Linked DNA regions of Homo sapiens: region 1 is linked to region 2. A link is a loop called in an ENCODE intact Hi-C map of the cell type or tissue named here. Cell type or tissue: heart right ventricle. All regions are shown on one strand. Each heading gives the region's core, and the rest is flanking DNA. Links, peaks and the distances in the headings are about the cores only. Region 1 holds the start of LOC124902619 (a long non-coding RNA gene). Region 2 has its middle 77 kb from the start of ZNF195.

Region 1 (12,016 bases), core at 1,399-9,398, 380 kb after region 2:
GCTAATTTTTTGTATTTTTAGTAGAGATGGGGTTTCACCGTGTTGGCCAGGATGGTCTCGATCTCCTGACCTCGTGATCCGCCCGCCTTGGCCTCCTAAAGTGCTGGGATTACAGGCGTGAGCCACTGCGCCTGGCCAGTATTAGCTATTTTTTTTTTCCAGGCTATACAGACACAAAAGGAGAGTGCACAAATTTAGGGATCTACTAGATCCTCTACTAAATATGGACCCTTTCCACCAGGAGACTGGAAAGTGTTTTGGCACAGGACAGCTGTCCCAGGTCACTCTGTGATGCAGCCATAAGTAGAACCTCTCTCAACTCAGGGCCCACCCTGCCCTCTCCAAACCTGGTATCTTGGCTACTGAGTACAAACCCAAAGGCACAGTTAAGAAACCTGCTGAGTAAGGGGCTCAATTCTTTAGAGAGCTGCCCTATCCCAATCCAGGGTATTCTGGCAATGGGGAAATTTTTTTTTTTTTTTTTTTTTGAGATGGAGTCTCACTCTGTCGTCCAGGCTGGAGTGCAGTGGCGTGATCTCAGCTCACTGCAACCTCCGCCTCCTGGGTTCAAGTGTCTCCTGCCTCAGCCTCCCGAGTGGCTGGGACTACAGGCAGGTGCCACTGCATCCGGCTAATTTTTATATTTTTAGTAGAGATGGAGTTTCGCCGTGTTAGCCATGCTGGTCTCAAGCTCCTGACCTCAGGTGATCTACCTGCCTCAGCCTTCCAAAGTGCTGGGATTACAGGCGTGAACCACCACACCTGGCCACCCCATCATTCTTGTAAGTACTGAAAACCCTATCTGGCCATGTACACTCAGATTGCCAATTCAATGCAGGGGAATACTGGAGATTCAGTTGGACCTGGGATTTGGACTGGGGTCTGGGTATGTTATGATGAATGAGGTAGAGGCTGAGGCTCCCAGACATTAGTATCTTCTCTCAAGGCCCTTGGTGGGGTGGAGCAAATTTTTTTCTTTTTTGAGACGGAGTCTTGCTCTGTCGCCCAGGCTGGAGTGTAGTGGCGCAATCTTGACTCACTGCAACCTCCACCTCCCGGGTTCAAGCGATTCTCCTGCCTCACCCTCCCGAGTGGCTGGGATTACAGGCGCATGCCACCACGTCCAGCTAATTTTTGTATTTTTAGTAGAGACGGGGTTTCACCATGTTAGTCAGGCTAGTCTTGAACTCCTGACCTTGTGATCTGCCCGCCTTGGCCTTCCAAAAAGTGCTGGGATTACAGGCATGAGCCACCATGCCCGGCCTGGAGCAAATCTTTCAGGCCCAACTAGGAAGGATGAAGTCAAGAGTAAGACAAAAACTTGACTTTCCCCTCAATCTTCTGTCCATTTCCTGAGATCCTGGCATGTGCCTCTGAAAGATTTTAGAGACTTCCAGACTCTTGGATAGAAAATACCATCATTAAGAACATAGATGCTAGAGTAAGACTCGCAGGTATTCTAATCACAGCTCCACCAACTAGTTATATGTGATCTTGGCAATATATTTGTTCCCTGAGCCTCAATTTTCTCATCTGTAAAATGGGGATAATCTTGCCTATTGCATTACAATTGCTCAGAATATGAAATGAGGCCAGGCACGGTGACTCATGCCTGTAATCTTAGCACTTTGGGAGAATGAGGCAGGTAGATCGCTTGAGCCCAGGAGTTTGAGACTAGCCTGGGCAACATGGCAAAACCCTGACTCTACAAAAAATGAAAAAATTACCAGGGTGTGGTGGTACACACCTGTAGTCCCAGCTACTCGGGAGGCTGAGGTGGGAGCATCACTTGATCCCAGGGTGGTCAAGGCTGCAGTGGGCTATGATCACACCACTGCACTCCAGCCTGTGCGACAGAGCAAGACCCTGTCTCAAAAAAAAAAAAATAAAAAGTAAGAGTTAATAATGTATAGAAGATGTCCAGCATGAGGTATGGCACATAGCAAGTGCCCAATAAATGGACTGCTGTATTTATGAGTGGGGTAAGTATGAGGAGTCCCAGCTCCAGCCAACATCTGGTTACCTCTGCAGGTCACAGGGCCTCGGGGAGATGAACTGCTTTTCTGAGTTCTGGAACACAGCTTCCAGAAACCCTGTGATTATTTACACTGCTATGGCAAGGATCCTTCTCTCATCAGCTACTTCCTCTTGGCCATGGGGGACTCTTGGTGGTCAATATGTGACTTCCTTTCCCTGACTGTCTCCCACAACCAGGGCCTGCTCCCTGAGAGGGGGCAGCCCTGTTTTAAACACAACCAAATCCCTGAGTATTCCTTATCCCTGGCTCCACCCAAGCACCATCAACACTAGCCCATTTTCTCCATTTCACTTGCTATACTGCAAGGCTGCACCCTGGTCTGGGAACCCCTTACCCCCCCAGCCTGGGCTCTCACCACTGGTTCAGAAGCTTCAAAAATCAATGACAAGTGGGGAAGAAAATCCCCACTGGGAAGTGGAAAAGAAACTTTCGTCATGTGGGGGCTGCAAAGGACCCAGGGCTTGGTCCCACCTCCCTCCCAGGCTACAGTTTGCCTTGGAATCAGCTGGGAGAGGAATGGTTTCACTCTATGAAGTTGTGTCTCTGGTTCACATTAAAAAATATTTCCATCCTATTTGCATGAATGAGAGAGAGTGTGTGTGTGTGTTTGTGCGCGTGCACGTGTGCATGCAACGTCAGGACATTCAGATAGAGACCCTCAGACAGTGGGTCAGGGAAGGGCATAAGGACCCTCTAGGCCAGTGGAGAGTCAAATAGAGACCTCAGACTGGAAGTTGAGAGACCTAAGTTCTAACCCCAGCTCTGCTGACTCACTATAACCAAGCATGAGGCATTTACGCTTGCTGGGCCTCAGTTTTCCTATCCAGGAATTAGAGATTAAAATGGTTGTTACAAGAGCACTAGGTGGATGAACTAAGACTTAAAGCTCCTTGGAGGCAGGGGGCATTATTTGTGCCCAGCGGATTACGTGGGAAGCCTTGACATTCAAAGCAGAACTCCTGGGCCTGTAATCTTCAGTTCCACACAGAGCAGGAGAGTGGGTGTTGACAGTATGACTGAAAAGCCCAGCACTGGGCTGGCCCAGGCAGGAAGGCAAGGAGGGAACTCCGGCTGGCTGTCACAAGGCCCAAGAGACTGGAAGTACAGCTCTCTAAAGAGGTGGTTATCAACTAGCAATCAGTAAATCAGCTCTCAAAGGAGAGGGGAAGGACAGCGTAGCTTCCGGGCTGGGAAGGGAACGAGGACCGACACTGGAAAAGGATGATGAGTATGGTAGTGTCCAGAAACAAGCAGAGCAAAGGCAGTGTGGTATAGGGCCAAGAGTACTGGATACCTGACTCTGATGTCTTGAGTTTATCTGCCGACCTTGACCCTTGATAAAAAAGCCCTCATATGGTATAAGCCTTTATAGGTCACATGTTATTATGTCATTTGACCTTTATAACAACCTGTTAGTACTATGCCTATTCTACAGATGAGGAAACAAATTCAGAACAGTAAAAGTAACTCAACATCACACAGCTAGTTAGTGTGGGAGCCAGAACACAAACCCAGTTTTGTGACCCAAAGTCCTGTGTTTTCCTTGGTGCATCATACAGTCTTCAAGTTACCCCTTACCAGCTAACTGTGTGACCTTGATCAGGTAAGTTACTGCCCTTCCTGGAGCCTCTGTTTCTTTATCTGTACAGTAGAAGTAATAATAGTACCCCTCCCAGCCTCAAGGGCAGCATCAAGGAACCTGACCATGGGAATGAATACACTTTGTAAACTGAAGTGCTGTACACACAGGAGGTGACAGGAGCAAAGCCTTTCATCCCAGAAGGCAGGAAGCACTGAGTATGCCTGTATCTGTGGTAGGGGATCAGCCCAGTCCTCCCTACTCAGGTCTAGTTCAGACCTTTATCCTCTCTCCCAAAACAACTCTTCTTTCTGAAATCCTCTGGCCTGAACTGGGTTGAATAAGTTACCATAGCCCATTTCAGGAGGGCATATAGAGTCTAAACTGTGCCAAACAGGAAGAAGGGATGTCAGTGCTGCAGGACACCAAACCAGGAGTGTGACCTATCTGGAGCGGGGTTCAACAATGACTTATTCACTAAGTGGCTTTTTCAAAAGAATCATTAAGCCCAGCTCAGTGGTGCACCTGCAGTCCCAGCTACTAGGGAGGCTGGGCCCAGGAGTGAAGGGTTGTAGTGTGTACACTAGTCAAGGTTATCGTCCCTGTGAGTAGCCACTGCACTCCAGCCTGAGCAACACAGCAAGACCCCATGTCTCAAAAAAAAAAAAAGTTATTTAGTAAATCAATGGTTGCCAATCTGTTTTGTTTTGTTTTTTCTTTTGGAGCAAGGTCTTGTTCTGTTGCCCAGGCTGAAATGCAGTGGTGCCATCACAGCTCACTGTAGTCTCAACCTCCCAGGCTCAAGGCATCCTACCTCAGCCTCCTGAGTAGCTGGGACTACAGGCAGGCACCACCACACCTGGCTAATTTTTGTATTTTTAATGCATCTTTTTGTTTGTTTGTAGAGACAGGGTCTTGCCATGTTGCCCAGGCTGGTCTTGAACTCCTGGTCTCAAGTGATCCTCCTGACTAGCCCTCCCAAAGTGCTGGGATTATGGGCGTGGGCCACCATGCCTGGCCAGATCTGTATGTTATTAGACAAATTACAATGACTTATTCTGGCTTTTTAGTCCCAATTCAGATCATGCCTGGTCCCTCATACTGGCATTCAGAGTTCTTCACAATTTGATAAGGGATATTAGAGTTACGTAGACTTGGGTTTGAATCCTAGTTCTGCCTCTTACCAGCTGTGTGACCCTGAGCTTCTGATGATTTGCCTCTCTAAGCTTCAATTTCCTTATCTTTCAAATGCAGTGGCAACGTACAGTACCTACCACATAGCACTGTTATAAGGACTAAGTGCATTAATGTATAATATGTGCACAATGTAGGTACTTTGCAAGTGTGAGTTCCCAGCTCCCTGTTCCAGAGGGATTTTCAATGTCCTCTGCAAACAAGCCAGGATCATTCTTGCCTCTGAACTTTTACTCTTTGTTTTTCCCTCTGCTGCCATTCCCTCTCCCTTCTCTAATCTTCCTTACTCCTTAAGGCCTAACTTAAGTCTCACAGTTGCATAAGGTTACTGAATTCTTCTTTGGATATCCATTGCATGGCTACCTGTCGCCCAGGTTAGAGTGCAGTGTCGCGATCTCAGCTCACTGCAATCTCCACCTCCCGGGTTCAAGTGATTCTCCTGCCTCAGCCTCCTGAGTTATTGGGATTACATGCATGTGCCATCATGCCCAGCTAATTTTTGTATTTTTAGTAGAGACAGGATTTCATCATGTTGGCCAGGCTGGTCTTGAACACCTGGCCTCAAGTGATCCACCTGCCTTGGCCTCTGAAAGTGCTGGGATTACAGGAGTAAGCCACTGCACCCATGGCCACCCCTTTTAACCCTGCTTTGGCTCTGTGTGATTCTCCTTTTCCAACAGTCATACGTAAGTTTCCCAGCTGTACATGCCCTTCAGTACTGAAGCCTTGGCTTCTCTGGACTAAATGACAAAAAAAAACCTCTAAGTATAGGGCTAGGCACACAGGACTGTACAACCATTGCCTTTTGATCTGCTTGTACCAGCCCTCATCACTGAGATATGGAGAGACTTCTCTGAAGCCCAGTATCGGACACTCCCTGCCCACCCCCCAACAGACAAGACTGCAATGCTGAATCTCATCGGACAGCAATGACAGGCAAAAGCTATGCCTGAAATAGGCAAAAATCTCTCTTCCCAGTACCAGGCTGACCTGGCTCCGGCAGGAAGTATAGCCCATGGGGGTCTAACCCTATCTGAATGTGGTCCCTGGAGCCCGGCTTGTACCCAGTGGGGCCTGGCCTTGGGGTGTGGCCCAGGCAGGCCCAGAATGGGGGAGGGAAAGGAAGCAGCCTGATTGCCAGATCTCTGTGGCTGTTACAGCAGGGGAAGTGTCCCAACTGGGAGTGGGGGAGGGGAGGAACGGACTCTTAAAAGATAGGCGAGTATGGAGGTGATGGGAACTTACCTCAGCCTTCTATAACCTGCCTCCCTAACATGGGGCTCCCTTTCTGCAGCCCTCCCTGAACCTCATTATAACTACAATCCATCTCTGGCCATTCCAATCCTGATCCTCTACAAAGGGGCCTCCATATTCTCTTCCGTAAAATACACCAAGTAGTAATATGGAACCATGCACCATTGCTGCCTCTTCCAGGAAAGCGTAAATTATCCAAGTCAGAAGTGACTTATCCTATCCAAAGTCTGGTCCCTGTCTCTCTCACAGGCTTGGAGAGGCTGATGTGAATCTTATCTCTTGTTATTAGAATGGGAGTGTCTAGAGGGCAAGGTCCTGGTTGACTGGACCTTGCTGAGCACCCTAAGCTGAGCACACCATGTAGTAGCTGTCAGTAAATGACTGAATGAAGTCGATGCAATCATGTCTTTGCATATGGGAGTTCCTCTTCCTGGAATGCGACTCACCCCCCTTCAGATCCTTCCTGTCCTTCAGGCCCAGTACTGTTCCCCAGCTTCTCCAGGACATCACAGCAACCCCCTCTTCTGCCTTACCTTTCCCAGCATTGACCGTACTTTTCATTGTGCTGAACTAACTGGATGCTTCAGGGGGAGGGTAGTCTGACCTTCTGTTTATTTCCAGAAGCCCAGGGAAGGGCTGAGCAAAAGCTGTAGAATGACATACCCCTCCTCCCCCATCAATCCACAGACTCTGATGCTGGGAACAAGGAAGAACCTCTAGGACCAGAAGACACAAGACATAAGTAACCAACTTCTTTCTCATTCACCCTGAAGAGCCCAAAGTTGGGGTAATAAACACATAAGCTATACTGTCTTGTCTTCAACTGGAAGGGTGAGAGGTGAAGCTGGCAGATCTAGCTCAGAGATGATGAGGAAGATGGGAAGGAAAAGTGGTCCCGACAGGCTACAGACTGGGAATATCCGAGGACCCTTGGTCAAAGACATGGCAAGGGACAGGGGCACTGTTGGAAACACTTCCAAAGCTCTACAAGTTTGTTTGTTTGTTTGTTTTGAAGGGAGGAATAGAGGAGAGGTGATATAAAGAGGCTCAAAGGGGCTGCAGCTGGCTGCAGCTGGGCTGGGAGGAGGAAGCTGGGGGAGACATGAGGTCAGTGTGGGACTGGGACCAGGCCAAGGGCTGAGTCTCTTTCTTCCCTTTCTCCCCATCAGCAGGGAAGAACCCAAGAGAGCCCAGTTCCTAGCCTTAAAAAAAAAAAAAAAATCCCCCGGGTGCCGTGGCTCACGTCTGTAATCCCAGCACTTTGGGAGGCCAAGGCAGGCAGACCACTTGAGATCAGGAGTTCGAAACCAGCCTGGCCAACATGGTGAAACCCCGTCTCTACTAAAAATACAAAAATTAGCTGGGCGTAGTGGTGGGATTACGCCTGTAATCCCAGCTACTCAGGAGGCTGAGGGAGGACAATCACTTGAACCCAGGAGGCAGAGGTTGCAGTGAGCAGAGATCATGCTACTGCATTCCAGCCTGGGCCACAGAGCAAGACTCCATCTCCAAAAAAAAAAAAAAAAGAAAGAAAAAATCCATGCTGGAGGACTCTCCACCTCTTGTCATTCATCCTTCAGCCTTTGGAGAGGATCCTACATTGCAGCAGCAGGTAGGAAAAGAGAAGAGTTGATGCCACCCACTAGGAAACGAGACAGTGGTAGCTGGGAAGGCTGGGGGCAGTCTAGGACCCTTTCACTAAGTCCTAGTTCCCAACCTTCTTCCCTCACTGTCCCAGCACCCTAAGTGTTCCATAAAAGGTGAGCCTCAGCTGGGCATGGTGGCTCACATCTGTAATCCCAGCACTTTGGGAGGCTGAGGCTGGCAGATCACTTGAGGTCAGGAATTCGAGACCAGCCTGGCCAGCATGGTGAAACCCCATCTCTACTAAAAAATACAAAAAAAATTAGCTGGGCCTGGTGGTGCATGCCGGTAGTCCCCGCTACCTGGGAGGCTGACACAGGAGAATGGCTTGAACCCGGGAGGTGGAGGTTGTGGTGAGCTGAGATCGCGCCATTGCACTCCAGCCTGGGTGACAGAGCAAGACTCCATCTCAAAAAAAAAAAAAAAAAAAAAAAAAAAAAGCTGAGCCTCAGGACCAGGACAGCTCTGGCTGGGGGAGCCAAGGAAGCTGCCCCCTCCCCCACGCAGCACAGAGGAAGGGTGCACACTGGCTTCCTCCTCCCCGCCTAGCAGCAGCTCAGCAGTCCCTGGGCCCCACCAAAGGCCTGTGAAGTGGCACTTCCTTTGCCTTTGCTAATTTCACATGAGGCTGTACAGAAGTGCCATCCTGCAAATCCTGGCACCCCCACCTGAAAATACCCACAGAGAGACCCAGGGCTGCCCAGTCCCTTTAGCCCCGCCCGAGGCCTGAGGGGGTTTCCACAAGGGAAAATAACACCAGGGAGGAAACTCCGGCATCTATTTTCCACTGTCAGTGAGGCAGAGCTGGAGTAGGAGACAGGGTACTCCCCCATCTTACTACCCCCTGGCAAAATCCCCAACATTCTCTGCCTTCTTATCTCTCAAGCTCTAACAGTCCTTGTGCTTGGGGAAAGGGCAGTACTATCCCTGGACAGATATGTATGTACAGACTACTCGGACCTGTCAAATTGAGGCTGGTAAGACACAAGGGCCCAGAGTGAGGGGCACTGCTATGAGCAGTCTCTTGGGGGAGGAAGAGTCAGAGCCATGATGTTCACTGTTGCCTTTGGAGGTACTGATATGCAACTCCTTAATGCTAAAATAGAGCCAAGAGAAACCAAGTTGACCAGGTAGCAAATCTACGACAAGGATCCGGATCTTCTAGCCTCCACCCTTATGCTACTTCTACAAAGGAGAGAAGGTGAGGATTCTAACTCTGGCCTGAGAATGGGCCATCTCTTTAACCTCATTCAGGAGAACGCTACCATGGTTTATTCCTTCAGAAAATGGGCCAAAGGGTGGGTTGACTTACATCTGAGCCTTTTTGCTTCCAAGTTCCCAGGCTCTCATGCCTAGCCCATCCTGGTGCATTCATGATTTAGCACTGACATTACTCAATAGCCAGCCACTCTGGCCCTGCCCTAGCTGAGAAGCTCCTCCTCTGGCCTCTAGCTCCTGGAGAGATGCCCTCCCCCCATATGAGATGAGGACAAAAGAGGAAGCTGGACCCTGGACAGGAAAACCAGTCTGATCTGGGGAGGTGGCCCAGGCTTTGTCTTTGGTTTCCCTCCTCAGCTCTTGTCACGGACCCCTACTGACCTCACCACTAATGGGTCTACAGTATATAGAAGGAGTCTTCAGTGTGGGCCTGAGCCCCCTTCTTCATGTCACAACCTTGACCATACCTGTTTAGCCAAGACTTCAGCGGCAGCCTCCTAGGTTGTAGCCACCACCTCCCTTTACCCCCCAATATTTTCCCATTAAAATCTCTCCCGCCCTGGTCACATTTTTTCCAATGATGCCTTTTTTGCAATTAGCTCAAACTTCCAATGGGGCCAGATCTCACCTGGGAGAATCCCTGTCTCACCCATCTTGTCTTTACCATCAGAGCCCTGTGGGTTTGCTCAGTTACGCAGAATACTAAAGTAACTACTGGTTTGCCAGCCTAGGAACTGGGACTCCTGGGGTTTTTATTAAGCTGTGATGCTGGGAAAGTGCCTTGTATGCACATCCTTCTCTAACCTGGGCTCTTATGTAGGTCCCTGGGATTTCTTCCCGGACCCAAACTTCTGTACCTCCAAGAAATGGGAAGAGAGACAAGTGGTTGGAAGGGCAGGACTGGAAGAAGAACAATTCATGGGAGAGGGACGACTGTGACATGGGAAGATGACAGAATGGGGAACAGGGAGAGCCCTTAAATTTAGCTGTAGCACTTACTCCCCTCTACTTCTCTTTTTTTCTAGTGGAGAGAAATGAATACAGATGACTAGAGGAGGTAGACAGGAGCAAGATCCTCAGATGCACCCCAAAAGCTTGAGGATGGAGCTCTAGAGTGGAAACAAGAGCCTCCATAGCCAGGATGGACTGAAGTTAAATTTGGGAGGAATTCCTGAGAAGGAATAGGGTCCTAGGTGAGATGGGGAGTATTAAGGATGCCTGAAGGCAGAGGGGTCAGTAGAACTCCAGAGGGCTTCCTGGTCACTAAGGCCCTGATGCAGATCAGGGCATGCGGGTACCCAGCCTAGGCAGGCCCCAGAAGGTAGCAGGAAAGGAGCAGACACTTTTGCCTCCGCCGCTTCTTAAGTCCGAAGTTAGACCAGCTGCAGTCTTTCCTCCAGAATCCTGCATTTGCCTCCTCCCTTTATTTCCATCACACCCAAGCTGGTCCCATTCTTTCCACCAGGTGATGCTGGAACTAGTAGGTAATGGAGTCAGGGACCTTCAGGCTGTCTTCCGGCTTCTAGGCCTGGCCTCTTGGTCAAGCACCACGGGTTGGGGTGATTTTGATTTCCCACGGCCTCTCTTACAAGTCTTATTCCTGTGTCACCCTACCCTGACTGCTACAAACGGCTTCCTCCTGCCTAACCACAACCTCACTCACTGCAGGTTCCCTTCATTCTGCTGGCTTCCCTTGCTCTGGGCCCTCTCAAGGCTGAGGGCAGTTATTTTGTCTGTAAGAGATAAAGATGTAGTCACACAGACACGCGCGCGCGAACACACACACACACACACACACACACACACACACACACAGGCTTTCCATCTCTTTAATCCATCTCTAAGAGATGAAGATGTAGATACACAGACACGCGCGTGCGAACACACACGCAAACACACACACACACACACACACACACAGGCTTTCCAGCTCTTTAATCCGTCTCTATCACTGGGAGGCTGCAGACTGCCTCTCCAAGCTAGGGAGGTTTGAAAAGACTCTAGAACTCACTAAGTCTTCAACAACTGATTCCAAAGCTGGAGATAAGTGGGTGGGAGGGAAGGATACAGAGAGGGTGACAGGCTGAGGGTTCAAAAGGAATGAGGGGTGATGGAAGAAACCAGGAGGTGCATGTGTGTGGGTGCCAGAGCTGGGAAGGGAAGGGATGGGGCAGGTTGCAGAGGACCAAGACGAACATGGGGCAGGGTAGGTGAAGACAGGTCAAGGCCTAGGTATGACCGTATGTTTGGAGGAAAAGAGACTGGAAGGGATGAGAAGAGAGTGATGGCGGATTTGTGGGTAGAAACTAAAGAAGGTGTGGAGGGAGACGACAGGAGCATGTGTATAATTCAGGGACTAAGAATGAAGAGGAACACTAGGAGATGGTTCTCAATTGTCCCCAAAAGACACAACAAAAACTTGTCAGGGACTATCAGTACCTCTGAATGAGAGTCCTTCCACTTCCAGTTACAGGGCAAGACCAAGTTACTCCCAAAAGAGCAAGGCCAGGCTCTGGTCAGCTAGGAACAGCGTCTGCTCACTAAATACCTACTGCTTGGCTCCAGGTAAGGTCGGGACTCAGGAAAACAGACATACAGACAACGACTGGGGTCGGCGGGGCTCCCCCACCCAACCCGGGTCCTCCTGAGTGCAGAGGGCCTTGGGGCTGCAGACCGAGTGTGGGTCTGTATTAGCATCCATCTGACAGGGAGAGAGCTTTCGGAGGCCCCAGACACCGCCCCTCTCACCCCAAGTGTCACAACTGCCAGAGCAGAGGGAGCGCCTTTTCCAGCCCAGAAGCCCTCTCCCCTCACGCACTTCTCAACACCCCCCCCACCAACTTCTGAGGACACCCCACCTGCGTCCGATCTCCCAGCTCTGAGCTCTTCCACTTCAGAGACACTTATCTTGGAGCCCGGGACCCTCCGACCTCAGGGGTCCCTCTCGGCTCCCTAGAGGCGGTACAGCCGCCGGGAAGCCACCCTCGCCGAGCCTCCGCCGGCTCGCAGTGGCCCCGTTCCCGCCCCGCCCGGCCGGCCGCGCCCGCCCTACTTGGACTGAACCGAGAAGCTCCCGCCCGCGGCCTCCG
Region 2 (12,016 bases), core at 1,224-9,223:
ACATGAGTGGGTCTGGCCCATACAGTCATAATATAATTGGCCTCAAGGGGCCTAGTCTATAATAGTTCCAAATTTATTGTTTTGTAGTACCACTGCAGTATCAGCCACACATTCTTCCCAAACTAAGACTTCTGGGTCTTTTGATTCTTTTGGAATTTCCTTGGGGCATGGTTTCCCTTTAGGCCTAAATTTTAATAATCTTTGATAGGAAGAATTCTGTAAGTTATTCATTTGTGACCCGAGTGACATTCCACTTATCGTATGATAAGTAAATTTACTGGTGGCACTGACAGTAGGTACTTCTATCAACCAATTTTGGATTGTAGGCATTAAGCATCCTGGTGCTTTTCCCAGGCAAATAGGAGGATAATGACACCCAAAGGAAATGTTTATCATCATTCCTTCTTCTTCAGGTTGGGCAGGGCCACGGTCATCAGTGGGGCCTGGTACCCTTGCACTGTTATTAACATATACTTCAATAGGATTATCTATCCAAGTGACTGCCCGAATTAAGGGTGGGAAAATCACATAGGCTCAGTAAGTATAGTTAGCTGTAGCAGCTCCTGAAGACATAGGGAGACTTACCACCGTTGATACAATCATTAAAGCTGCAAGCAGCATATTCTCTGGAGTTTGTGTTACCCTTGTGTTTTCCAGGCTTTTTTCAGCTAACTGTGTCAGCTTCTTTAGCTGGGCCCAGGTCGGCGGCCCCACTTTCTTGGTGGATGGCAACTTCATCTGTTCTTCTGATATCACCATTTTGTTCACCCTGCGAGTCGATGATGTTCGATTACGGGTTCTCTGTCTCTGTGGAGGCGCCTTCCCTTGCATCTCTGATGGGTTCATTGTAGAACTTCAAATGTCTAGTGGGTACCCAAACAGGAAGCTGATTTTTTCCTGGTGAAACACAAGCAAAACCTCTCCCCCATGTTATCACCTTACCTATTTCCCATGTTTTATTTTTGTTGTCTTTCCACCAAATCAGTTTTCCCTCATGTGGGCTGTTCTTTTTACCAGTAAAATGTTGTTCTGCAGAAGTAGTGGTCTGATTTATATATATATTTTAAAAATTTAAAGTATAGAGTGCTAGATTAAGTTGCATCTGGGGAGTGTTATACTCCTTACTTTTTCCTTTTTTTTGTTTAACCAATTGAGCTTTGAGTGTTCTATTAGTTCTTTCAATTATGGCCTGTCCTTGGAAATTAGGGATTCCTGTTGTATATGTAATTTTCCACTGATTTAAGAATTTTTGAAATGCTTTACTACAGTATCCTGGCCCATTATCTGTTTTAATTTTTTCTGGAAATCCCATGACTGCAAAACAAGATAATAAATGTCTTTTAACATGGGAAGTAGTTTCTCCTGTCTGGCAGGTTGCCCATATGAAATGTGAGTAAGTATCAACTGTCACATGGACAAATGACAATTTTCCAAATGAAGGTACATGTGTGACTTCCATTGCCATAATGCATCAGGACATAAACCTCTAGGATTAACTCCTGCCTCTTGAGCGGGCAGGTGTAAGACTTGACACTGAGCACAATGTTGTACAACATTTTTTGCTTGTTTCCATGTGATATCAAATTTGTTTTTTAATCCTGTTACATTTACGAGTCAGGGCCTGAAGTTCTTGTACTTCCATGAAGGCAGATGATACTAGCAAGTCAGCTTGTCCATTTGCCTTAGTTAAAGGCCCTGGTAAATTAGTATGTGCTCGGATATGAGCCATATAAAATGGGAAATTTCTTTTTCTTATAGTTTGTTGTAACAATTTAAACAGCTGATTTAACTGATCATCCATACTATATTTGATTAGGGCTGTCTCAACATCCTTTGTAACCTGTACTACATATGCAGAATCTGAAACAATGTTAATAGGCTGATTAAAATCTTGTAACACTGAAATGACATCAACCAATTCTGCTCTTTGAGCTGAGTGATATTGAGTTTCAATGACTTGTTCTTTTGGCCCAGTGTAAGCCACTTTTCCATTGCTGGAACCATCAGTAAACACCGTCAGAGCATTTTCTAGAGGTTTTTGTCTGGTAATTTTAGGTAAAATCTAAGTAGCCAATTTCAAAAACTGGAAGATTTTTGCTTTTGGGTAATGATTATCAATAATTCCCACAAAATCAGCAAGACCAATCTGCCCTGCACCAGAATTGATAAAGGCTTGTCTAACCTGTTCCTTGTTTAAAGAAACAATGATTTTATCTGGGTCATTTCCACACAATTTTACTATTCATAGTCTTGCCTGACCAATTAATGTAGCCATTTGATCTAAGTACAATGTAAAATCTTAACTGTACTGTGAGGAAGGAATGACCACTCCACAAGATCTGTATTTTGAACAGTAATGCCTGTTGGAGAATGTGCAGTAGCAAAAATTAAAAGTTGGAATGGGGCTAAGTGATCTATTCTATTTAATTTTGCTGACTGAATTTTTTCTTCAACTAATTCTATTTCTTTAGTAGCCTCTGGAGTTAATATTATTTTACTATTTAAGTCTGGATCCCCTCTCAAGATAGAGAACAAATTTGACATGGCATAAGTAGGGATGCCTAGAGTTGGCTAAATCCAATTAATATCTCCTAGTAATTTTTGAAGTCATTTAATGTTCTTAATGTGTCTTTTCTTATTTCTACTTTTTGTGGTTTAATTTTTCTCTCCTCTACCTGCATTCCCAAATAATGAAAAGGAGTGGAGGTCTGGATCTTATCAGATGCTATTGTCAGGCCTGCGTTTGCAACCTCTGTCTGCAGAAATGTGTAACAGTCAATTAATTTGTCTCTTGTTTCTGCAGCACACAAAATATCATCAACATAATGAATGATATAACAGTCTGAAAACTTGTCTCTAACTGGTTGAAGAACTTGAGCTACAAAAGTCTGACAAATAGTTGGACTATTAAGCATTCCCTGAGGCAACAGTTTCCACTGAAATCTAGTGGCTCGTTCTTTATTATTTATGGCTGGTATAGTAAAAGCAAATTTTTCAAAATCCTGTTTTGCCAGAAGAATGGTAAAAAAGCAATACTTCAGATCAATTATAATCAAAGGCCAATCTTTGGGGATCATGGCTGGAGAGGGCAGCCCAGGTTGGAGAGGCCCCATGGGTTGAATTATTGCATTAACAGCTCTTAAATCAGTTAGCATGTGCCATCTGCATGATTTTTTCTGAATTACAAACACAGAATTCCAAGGCGAAAATGAATGCTTTTCTAATTGTTCTTTTGCCAATAAGTGTAAGGCCTCCAGCTTTTGTTTTGGTAGTGGCCACTGATTTACCCATACAGGCTTTTCTGTTTTCCAAGTTAATGGAATGGGTTTTGGAGGCTCTACAGTGGTCACCCCTAAAAAGGATACCCTAGTCCTTTTCTTTCTGGATTTCCCTTAGCCTCAATTGGACCTTTAATGCCTTCTCCATTTTTCCCTAGTCCTTTGCCAGGGAGATATCCCATTTTAGTCATGATTTTTTGACTCGTGGGGCTGTATAGAGAGACTGGAATAGTAATCTCTGCATGCCACTGTTCTAATAAGTCTCGGCCCCATAAATTAATTGGAATAGAAGTAATCATAGGCTGAACTGTACTCTCTTGATTATCAGGTCCTAGACAATGTAAAATCCTGGAACTTTGATACACTTCTGAGGCAGTGCCCACACCAACAAGTCCTGTGACAGGCTTTTGTTTAGGCCGATTTTTTGGCCGTTGATTTAAGGCAATGATAGAAACATCAGCCCCAGTATCCACTAATCCTTCAAACTGTTTTCCCTGAATAGTAACTGTACACACAGGTCTATTCTCTGAGAGCTGACTAGCCCAATAAACAGCTTTTCCAGCAGTGTTGGTACTTCCAAACCCTCCTGTTCTTTCTGTTTTGCTATCCCCAATTTTAATATAAGGCAAGAGCAGTAATTGAGCAACTCTATCACCTGGATTGGCACTCCAGGGAACAGTAGAGCTGATCACTAACTGAATTTCCCCTTTATAATCTGAGTCAATTACCCCAGTATGAATTTGAACTCCTTTCAAATTTAGACTAGATCTTCCTAAAATAAGGCTACCATCCCTTCTGGCAGCGGGCCATATACCCCTGTAGGAATCTTTTGCGGGGGCTCTCCAGGGAGTAAGAAATCATTTGAGTAGAACATAAATCTACTGCAGCACTGCCTGCTGTGGCAGGGGATAATTGTCGTATTGTAATTGGCTGATTTCCTGAAATGGTGGTATTTACTGTGGGGTTGTTGTCCCTGAAAACCCTGAGGAACAAATGGCTGAATCCGGAATGCCCCACTTTGTTGCGGGGCCTGGGGCTGGCCCCTCTTCCCGTTTCCCGACAATGGTTGTCCATTTTTATCAAATTTAGAACGACATTCCTTAGCTCAATGTTTTCCTTTTCCACATCTTGGGCTCAGGCCAGGTGGCTCTTTTTTGTTTGTTTGCTCTGTTTATTTAAGCCTGGGCAATTCTTTTTTAGATGACCGATTTGACCACAATTATAACATTTCCCCCCAAATGTTTTAACTTGTCCTCCTAAAGCAACCCCTGTAATTGCTTGAGCCAATAGCATTGCCTTATGCATAGCTCCTCCAATCCCATCACAAGCCCTCACATATTCTGTAATTACATCAACTCCTGCTGAAACCTTTCCTCTTAATGGCTTTATGGCTGATTGACACTCCGGATTTGCGTTTTGATAAGCCATTATTTCTACAATAACTTTTCGGGCATTATGATCCGCAATGGATTTTTGAGCCGCATCTTGCAACCTTGCCACAAAGTCTGGATATGGCTCTTTAGAGCCTTGTCTGATTGAACTAAAAGAACGGCAGGAGGTTCCTGGGTCCTGAATCTTTTCCCAGGCCCTGAGGCAAATAGCCCTTAGTTGTTCAATAGCCTCATTTTCATTACTGATTGTTGGTTAATAGTGCCCTAATTTGGACCTGTTCCTAGCAATTGGTCTGCATCTATATAAGCAACAGGATTAGTAGCCTGATTTTTTCGTACCTGTTCTTGTACCCCATCAGTCCACCAGGTTTTAAACTGTAGATACTGAGAGGGTGAAAGGGAAGATTTAGCCAAAATTTCCCAATCATAAGGAATAAGTCTATTTCCATGAACAATGGAATCTAATAATGTTCTCATATAAGGAGAGTTAGGTCCATATAGTTTAACTCCTTCCTTCATATCTTTTAACATTTTTATGGTGAAAGATTCATATCTAGTCTCAGTTCAGACAGACGCTCCTGCCTGACTCGCTTTCCCGGCCGGCATCGGTTGTAACATTACCGGATATTGCCATGCCTCAAGATCTCCCTGTTTTCTGGCTGTAGCAATGGTCTCATGCAGTGCACTATCTTGTCCACTAGGTGGTACTGTAAGATCAAACGCCATCGCCGTGGGTTGTTGATGTAGTGCCTTGCTATTTGGCACAGGACGCACTGCCTGAGATCCATACTGAACCTCTGGAGACGGCCGATACTGAAATGCGGCTGGCGGCTGGTGTTGATAAACTACCGATGGTTGAGTTTTATTTTCTACTGGCTGGTATTGCGGATACTGTGCCTGGATTGGCATTTGAGATTGTGACATCACAGGCATCTGAACCGCGGGAGAAGGAGTTGGTGGCCATCGTGGTCTAAACTCTGATGGCCCAAATAATTCTGGACCTCCTTCCCCCAATTTTGATGATTCAGGATATATTACCTCCTGTAATTGATTATAGTCAACATTCTGCATTGACCAAGCCAGTACAGGCTCTACTGCATTTTTACAATGTGAACTTTCCATTCCTTTCTTACACTCTGTTCCTGCCTCTTCTTCACAATCTATTACACAGCTTTCAGGGGCGTCAAAGACTGAAACGCTATCTTCTTCTATTTGAAATGGTTCTAAAGTTGCTTTAATAATGGCCCAATCATTCCATACTGTAAGTGGGATGATTTTACCTTCCTAATTGCTTGTTTTAGTTCTTTGCCAATTTTTACCCAATCTTCTAAATCTAAAGTTCCCTGTTCTGGAAACCATGGGCGGAATTGTTCTATTGTTTGAAATAGCATAACTAGATTTTCTGTAGAAGCTTTAACTCCTCCTCTTAAGAGAATTTTAATGAAGCTGAGATAAGAAGCATATTTACTTTCAGTTTGCCCCATTGTTACCCTGGATTCCTCCGAGCGCACAAGCTAACCACAAGGCTGACTGTGGACGTACTCGGGAATCTCTCGTCGGCTGTCCTCAATGCTCACGTTCTTAGCGTAACTTCACCCTAGAGAAGGGCTCCACTCTGGGCTCCAGATGAAGGGATGGCCTGCCCCTCCACACCTGTCGGTATTTCTAGTCAGGTGGGATGAGAGACAGAGAAAAGAAATAAGACACAGAGACAAAGTATAGAGAAACAACAGTGGGTCCAGGGGACCGGCACTGAGCACACCAAGGACATGCACCGGCCCCGGCCCCTGAGTTCCCTCAGTTTTTATTGATTATGATTTTCATTATTTCAGCAAAAAGGAATGTAGTAGGAGAGCAGGGTGATATTAAGGAGGTCAACAAAAAACATGTGAGCAAAAGAATCTATATCATAATTAAGTTCAAGGGAAGGTACTATGCCTGGAAGTGTACGTAAGCCAGATTTATGTTTCTCTCCTCCCAAACATCTCAGCGGAGTAAAGAATAACAAGGCAGCATTGCTGTAAACATGTCTCGCCTCCCGTCACAGGGCAGCTTTTCTCCTATCTCAGACTTGAACAAATGTACAATTGGGTTTTATACCGAGACTTTGAGTTCCCAGGGGCAGGCAGGAGACAGTGGCCTTCCTCCATCTCAACTGCAAGAGACTTTCCTCTTGTACTAATTCACCTCAGCACAGACCCTTTACGGGTATCTGGCTGGGGGACAGTCAGGTCTTTCTCATCCCACGAGGTCATATTTCAGACTATCACATGGGGAAAAACCTTGGACAATACACTGCTTTCAAGGGCAGAGGTCCCTGAGGCTTTCCACAGTGTATTGTGCCTCTGGTTTATTGTGACTAGAGAATGGCAATGACTTTTACCAAGTATACTGCTTGTAAACATTTGGTTAACAAGGCACGTCCTGTACGGCCCTAGATCCCTTAAACCTTGATTTTATACAACACATGTTTTTGTGAACTCCAAGTTGGGTCAAAGTGGTTGGGGCAAAGTGGCTGGGGCAAAGCTACAAATGAACAACATCTCAGCAACGCAATTGTTTAAAGTACAGATCTTTTTCAAAATGGAGTCTCTTATGTCTTCCCTTTCTACATAGACACAGTGACAGTCTGATCTCTCTTTCTTTTCCCTACACAAATAAAGAGCCCAGTGCCTTTTGTCATTGCTCAAGAGATTGAAGGGGTAGGAAGAAAAGATGTTAAGTTATAAACATGTTTCAGTTTTGGTACCACTTGAGCCAATTTACGTTTTGAAGAGGAAAGAGTCTTGCCTACAAAGTCAGCCCCTGGGTTTTCCTTCTGTTTATGGAATCCAGGCAATGGGCAAAGAGAAAAAGAAAACTATGGAATCAGCCAGATGCAGTGGCTCATGCTTGTAATCTTGGCACTTTGGGAGGTTGAGGCAGGTGGACTTCTTGAGTCCAGGAGTTCAAGACCAGCCTGGCCCACATAGTGAGACCCCGTTTCTACAAAAAATACAAAAAGTTGCTGAGCATGGTGGCATGCACCTGTAGTCCCAGTTACTTAGGAGGCTGAGGTGGGAGAACTACTTCAGCCCAGGAGGTTGAGGCTTCAGTGAGCCATGATTGTGCCACTATACTCCAGCCTGGGTGACAGAGTGAGGTCCTGTCTCAAAAGAAAACAAAAAAAGATAAGAAAAAGAAAACTAGGGCATCTGGACAGAATAAGCTTATGTATATAATAAAGAACTGAGATAGAACTGGGTTGACTGAATAATTATTTGAATTGCTTTTGAGTGAATTTTTCCTATTGGAGTCTACCTTTGTTTTTGTGTGTGTGCGCGTTTTTAGTTTTTTGTGTTTTTTTGGTTTAGTTTTGTCTTTGTTTTTTTTCAGACTGGGCCTTGCTCTGTTGCCCAGGCCGCTGGAGTGCAGTGGCACGATCTCAGCTCACTGCAACCTCTGCCTCCTGGGTTCCAGCAATTCTTCTGCCTCAGCCTCCCCAGAAGCTGGGACTACAGGGCATGTACCACCAAGCACAGCTAATTTTTGTATTTTTAGTAGAGATGGGGTTTCACCATGTTGGCCAGGCCTGGTCTTGAACCCCTAGGCTCAAGTGATCCGCCTGCCTCAGCCTCCCAAAGTGCTGGGATTACAGGTGTGAGCCCCTGCGCCCAGCTAGAGTCTACCATTCTTTGAATTCACTGCAGTGCAAAGACTGGGACATGTGGAACTCCAGGTGTATATGGGTTATGTAGAGATGCTAGGGGCTGATTAAGGAAGGAAAGATACGAGAAGCCTGCAGAGCATGCTTTCCCAGACTGTATGGGCCCTGGGAAAGGAGAAGTGGACAGAAAGGGAACACTAGGTACCCTGGAAGAGAAGATTCATCCAAGTCATCAGGAAAGTTACTAAAGCAAGGGAAAAAACTTAGAGACAGGGCCAAACACGCTTCTTCCAAGTCCTTTCTGTCTGCTCAGTCACCTCTATGCTCATTTTTCTTCTTTCCTCTAAGTAGTGTCATGCGTTTTCTTCCTATTCCTAGTCACTCCTAGTCAACTAACTCCTCTCTTTACCATCTTTTCATCAGAACTTGAAACCTCCTCTCCTTCATGTATTAGTGATCATGTTTCTCCATATTACTGCTAGAAACAAGAATTGAAACCTTGAAAACCTGCATTTGAGAACCAGATCTGCCTCTGCTAGCTATTTGAGAAGTTATTTTTTTCCATTCTTTTTGTTGTTGTCGATACAGGGTGTCACTCTGTCGCCCAGGCTGGAGTGCAGTGGTTCAATCTTGGCTCACTGCAGCCTCAATCTCCTGGGCTCAATCAATCCTTCCACATCAGCCTCCTGAGTAGCTGAGACTACAGGTGTGTGCCACCACAGCTGGCTAATTTTTAATGCTTTTTTTTTTTGTTTACTTATTTTTTTTGTAGAGATGGGGTCTTGCTAGGTTGTGTAGGCTGGTCTCAAACTCATGGGCTCAAGTGATCCTCCTGCCTTGGCCTCTCAGATGAAATGGGAAAAGTTCCGTTGTCCCCTTCGAAGGACATGCGATGCGGGTGTGGTTCATTTATTCAGTGCCCCACTGCTCAAACCTCTAGGGGAGCATGCAGACAGGCAGGGAGCCCCATGGCAGTGTCCAGGGGTGAATGTTTATAGTTGAAGCCCCAGTGGGTGTGTGTTACAGGGTGCTCTTTTAGTTTAGCCGTCTGTAGGTAGCTTGTGTTAGTCGGCTCAATTAGACCCCCGCCTTATTGCAAGGACAGAGGGCTCTTTTTGTCCTGGGGTTCTTGCCTTGGTATACCGGAAGTGGTGCGATCTCAGCTCACTGCAAGCTCCGCCTCCTGGGTTGACGTCATTTTCCTGCCTCAGCCTCCCAAGTAGCTGACACTACAGGCACCCACCACCACGCCTGGCTAATTTTTTTGTATTTTTAGTAGAGATGGGGTTTCACTGTGTTAGCCAGGATGGTCTGGATCTCCTGACCTCGTGATCTGCCCTCCTCAGCCTCCCAAAGTGCTGGAATTACAGGCCTGAGAGTGTAAGGTTTTATTGAGTGGAAGTATCTCTCAGCAGGTGGGGGAGCCAGAAGGGAGATGGTTTACCCCTGGAGTCGGGTGAGTGGCCTGACTCTTCTCCGAATGTCCCAGCCAAACTCTGTGTTGTTCTGCAGTCAGTGGCCTGCGGTGTGTCGGTGCCCATTGGTGCGTTCCTCTTGACGTCCAGCACCCTTGTGTTCCTCCGCTGATGTGCTCCTCTCGAAGTTCAGCTGCCTGTGTGCCTGCCTGCTAGGGTCTCAGGGTTTTTATAGGCACAGAATGGGTGTGTGGCAGCCAGGGTGGTCTTGGGAAATGCAACATTTGGGCAGGAAAACAAAAATACCTGTCCTCACCTAGGTCCGTGGGCACAGGCCCTGGGGTGGAGCCCTAGCCAGGGACCACACCCTCCTCTACCCAGTGCTTCCCTTCCTCACTTCCATATCATTTAAAGGGACCACATTCTTCCCTTCTGAGCACTTCCCTTCTGTATCACAAAGTGTTGGGATTATAGGCATGAGCCACTGGTCCCAGCCAATTCCGTTCTTTTAATGCAAACTAGAAAATAGGTGTTCAGAAAGGCCTGCCCTATCCACCTCAGGGTTGCTATGAAGATCAAATTAGATCATGTGCAACAGAAATTTAGAAAAGATTCCAAAAGCACTGTGCAACGAGAATGTACTTTTAAACTCCACTGAGTGGACTTAAAACTATGTTTTTTTCTTTCTTTCTTTCTTTCTTTTTGGTTGAGACAGAGTTTCACTCTTGTTGCCTAGGCTGGAGTGCAATGATGCCATCTTGGCTTACTGCAACCTCTGCCTCCCAGGTTCAAGTGATCCTCTGTCTCAGCCACCCAAGTAGCTGGGATTACTGGCGCTCTCCACCATGCCTGGCTAATTTCTTTCTTTCTTTTGTTTTTGTCTTTTTAGTAGAGATGGGGTTTCATGGCGTTGGCCAGGCTGGTCTCGAACTCCTGACCTTAGGTGATCCACCCACCTTGGCCTCCCAGAGTGCTGGGATTAAGGCTTGAGCCACCGCACCCAACCTGTGTTTCTTTTTTAAGCAAAAAAACAAATGCCTCTCTCCAGCGCTCACTAAACAAATCCCTCTTTTTTTCCCATAGGATTCTTATCCTTCTTGCCCCAGTGCAAACAATCTATTTTCTTTTGGCCCTTCTGTCCATCTGTGAAAGGGGCAGGCTTTCTAGCTAACCCTTAATCAAATATTTTTGATGACCACAGTCAAGACAGTACTTATTATTTTTTTTGAGACGGAGTTTCGCTCTTGTTGCCCAGGCTGGAGTACAATGGCACAATCTCGGCTCACTGCAACCTCTGCCTCCAGGATTCAAGTGATTCTCTTGCCTCAGCCTCCCAAGTAGCGGGATTACAGGTGCGCAACACCACGCCCAGCTAATTTTTGTATTTTTAGTAGAGATGGGGTTTCTCCATGTTGGTCAGGCTGGTCTCGAACTCCTGACCTCAAGTGATCCGCCTGCCTTGGCCTCCCAAAGTGCTGGAATTACAGGGGTGAGCCACCCAGACTGGTCAAGACAGTGTTTATTAATGCCTGAGATGCATTCAGGAGCACATGAGCTGGCTGTGGCTGTTCTAACAAAGTTCCCCAAATGGGTGGCTCAGGACAACAGAAAGTCATTCTCTCCAGTTCCAGAAGCTTGATATCTGAAACGGCAGGGCCGTGCTCCCTCTGAAGGCTCTAGGGATGAGTCCTTCCTTGCCTCTTCTGGCTTCTGGTGGTTGCTGGCAATCCTTGGCTTGTGGCCACATCATTCCATTCTCTTCCTTCATTCTCATGTGGCCTTCTCCCCTGCGTGTCTCTGTCTCCTCTTCCCATGAGGAATGCCATTATTACTCGATTTAAGGTCCACGCTATTCCAGTATGACCTTTTTGTAATTAGATCTGCAGAGACCCTATTTCCTTTTCTTTTTTTTTTTTGAGATGGAGTCTTGCTCTGTTGCCCAGGCTGGAGTTCAGTGACACAATCTCAGCTCGCTGCAACTCTGCCTCCTGGGTTCAAGTGATTCTTCAGCTTCAGCCTCCAAAGTAGCTGGGATTACAGTTGCACGCCCCCATGCCTAGCTAATTTTTGTGTTTTTAGTAGAGACAGCGTTTTTTCATGCTTGCCAGGCTGGTCTCGAACTCCTGACCTCAAGTGATCCTCCTGCCTCAGCCTCCCAAAGTGCTAAGATTACAAGCATGAGCCACCATGCCCTGCCCCTATTTTCTAATAAGGTCACATTCTGGGATTCCTGGTGAATGTGAATTTTTGGAGGACAGTATTCAGTCTAGCAAAAGGCAGAACATC

Evidence for each region. Hi-C counts contacts between places; a loop is a spot of excess contacts. Peaks named below come from ENCODE experiments on the same cell type or tissue, not always from the same donor. Only the 100,000 strongest peaks of a DNase experiment are listed, where the experiment ranks them.
Region 1: a loop joins it to region 2, with 12 times the contacts of the local background. A loop is called at or near these places in 4 of 110 quality-filtered maps.

The regions. Positions count from the first base shown.
Region 1 is chr11:3,828,783-3,840,798 of GRCh38, forward strand. All of the region lies in intron 1 of RHOG (ras homolog family member G), which reads right to left. It overlaps LOC124902619 (a long non-coding RNA gene), which reads left to right and starts at 8,495. Exons shown (of 2, transcript XR_007062560.1): 1 at 8,495-8,910; 2 at 9,285-9,493. RefSeq lists an enhancer at 10,318-10,517 and a silencer at 11,918-12,016. In heart right ventricle, for the core only: no CTCF peak of the experiment used is centred there; DNase peaks (open chromatin) are centred at 5,979, 7,187, 8,267, 9,169 and 1 weaker place; H3K4me3 peaks cover 987 bases; H3K27ac peaks cover 7,479 bases.
Region 2 is chr11:3,449,657-3,461,672 of GRCh38, forward strand. It overlaps the pseudogene ENPP7P15. Among named protein-coding and RNA genes, the nearest start is that of ZNF195, 77 kb to the left of the region's middle. RefSeq lists enhancers at 9,271-9,772, 9,773-10,272. In heart right ventricle, for the core only: a CTCF peak has its summit at 5,396 (motif pointing right); a DNase peak (open chromatin) is centred at 5,395; H3K4me3 peaks cover 394 bases; H3K27me3 peaks cover 609 bases.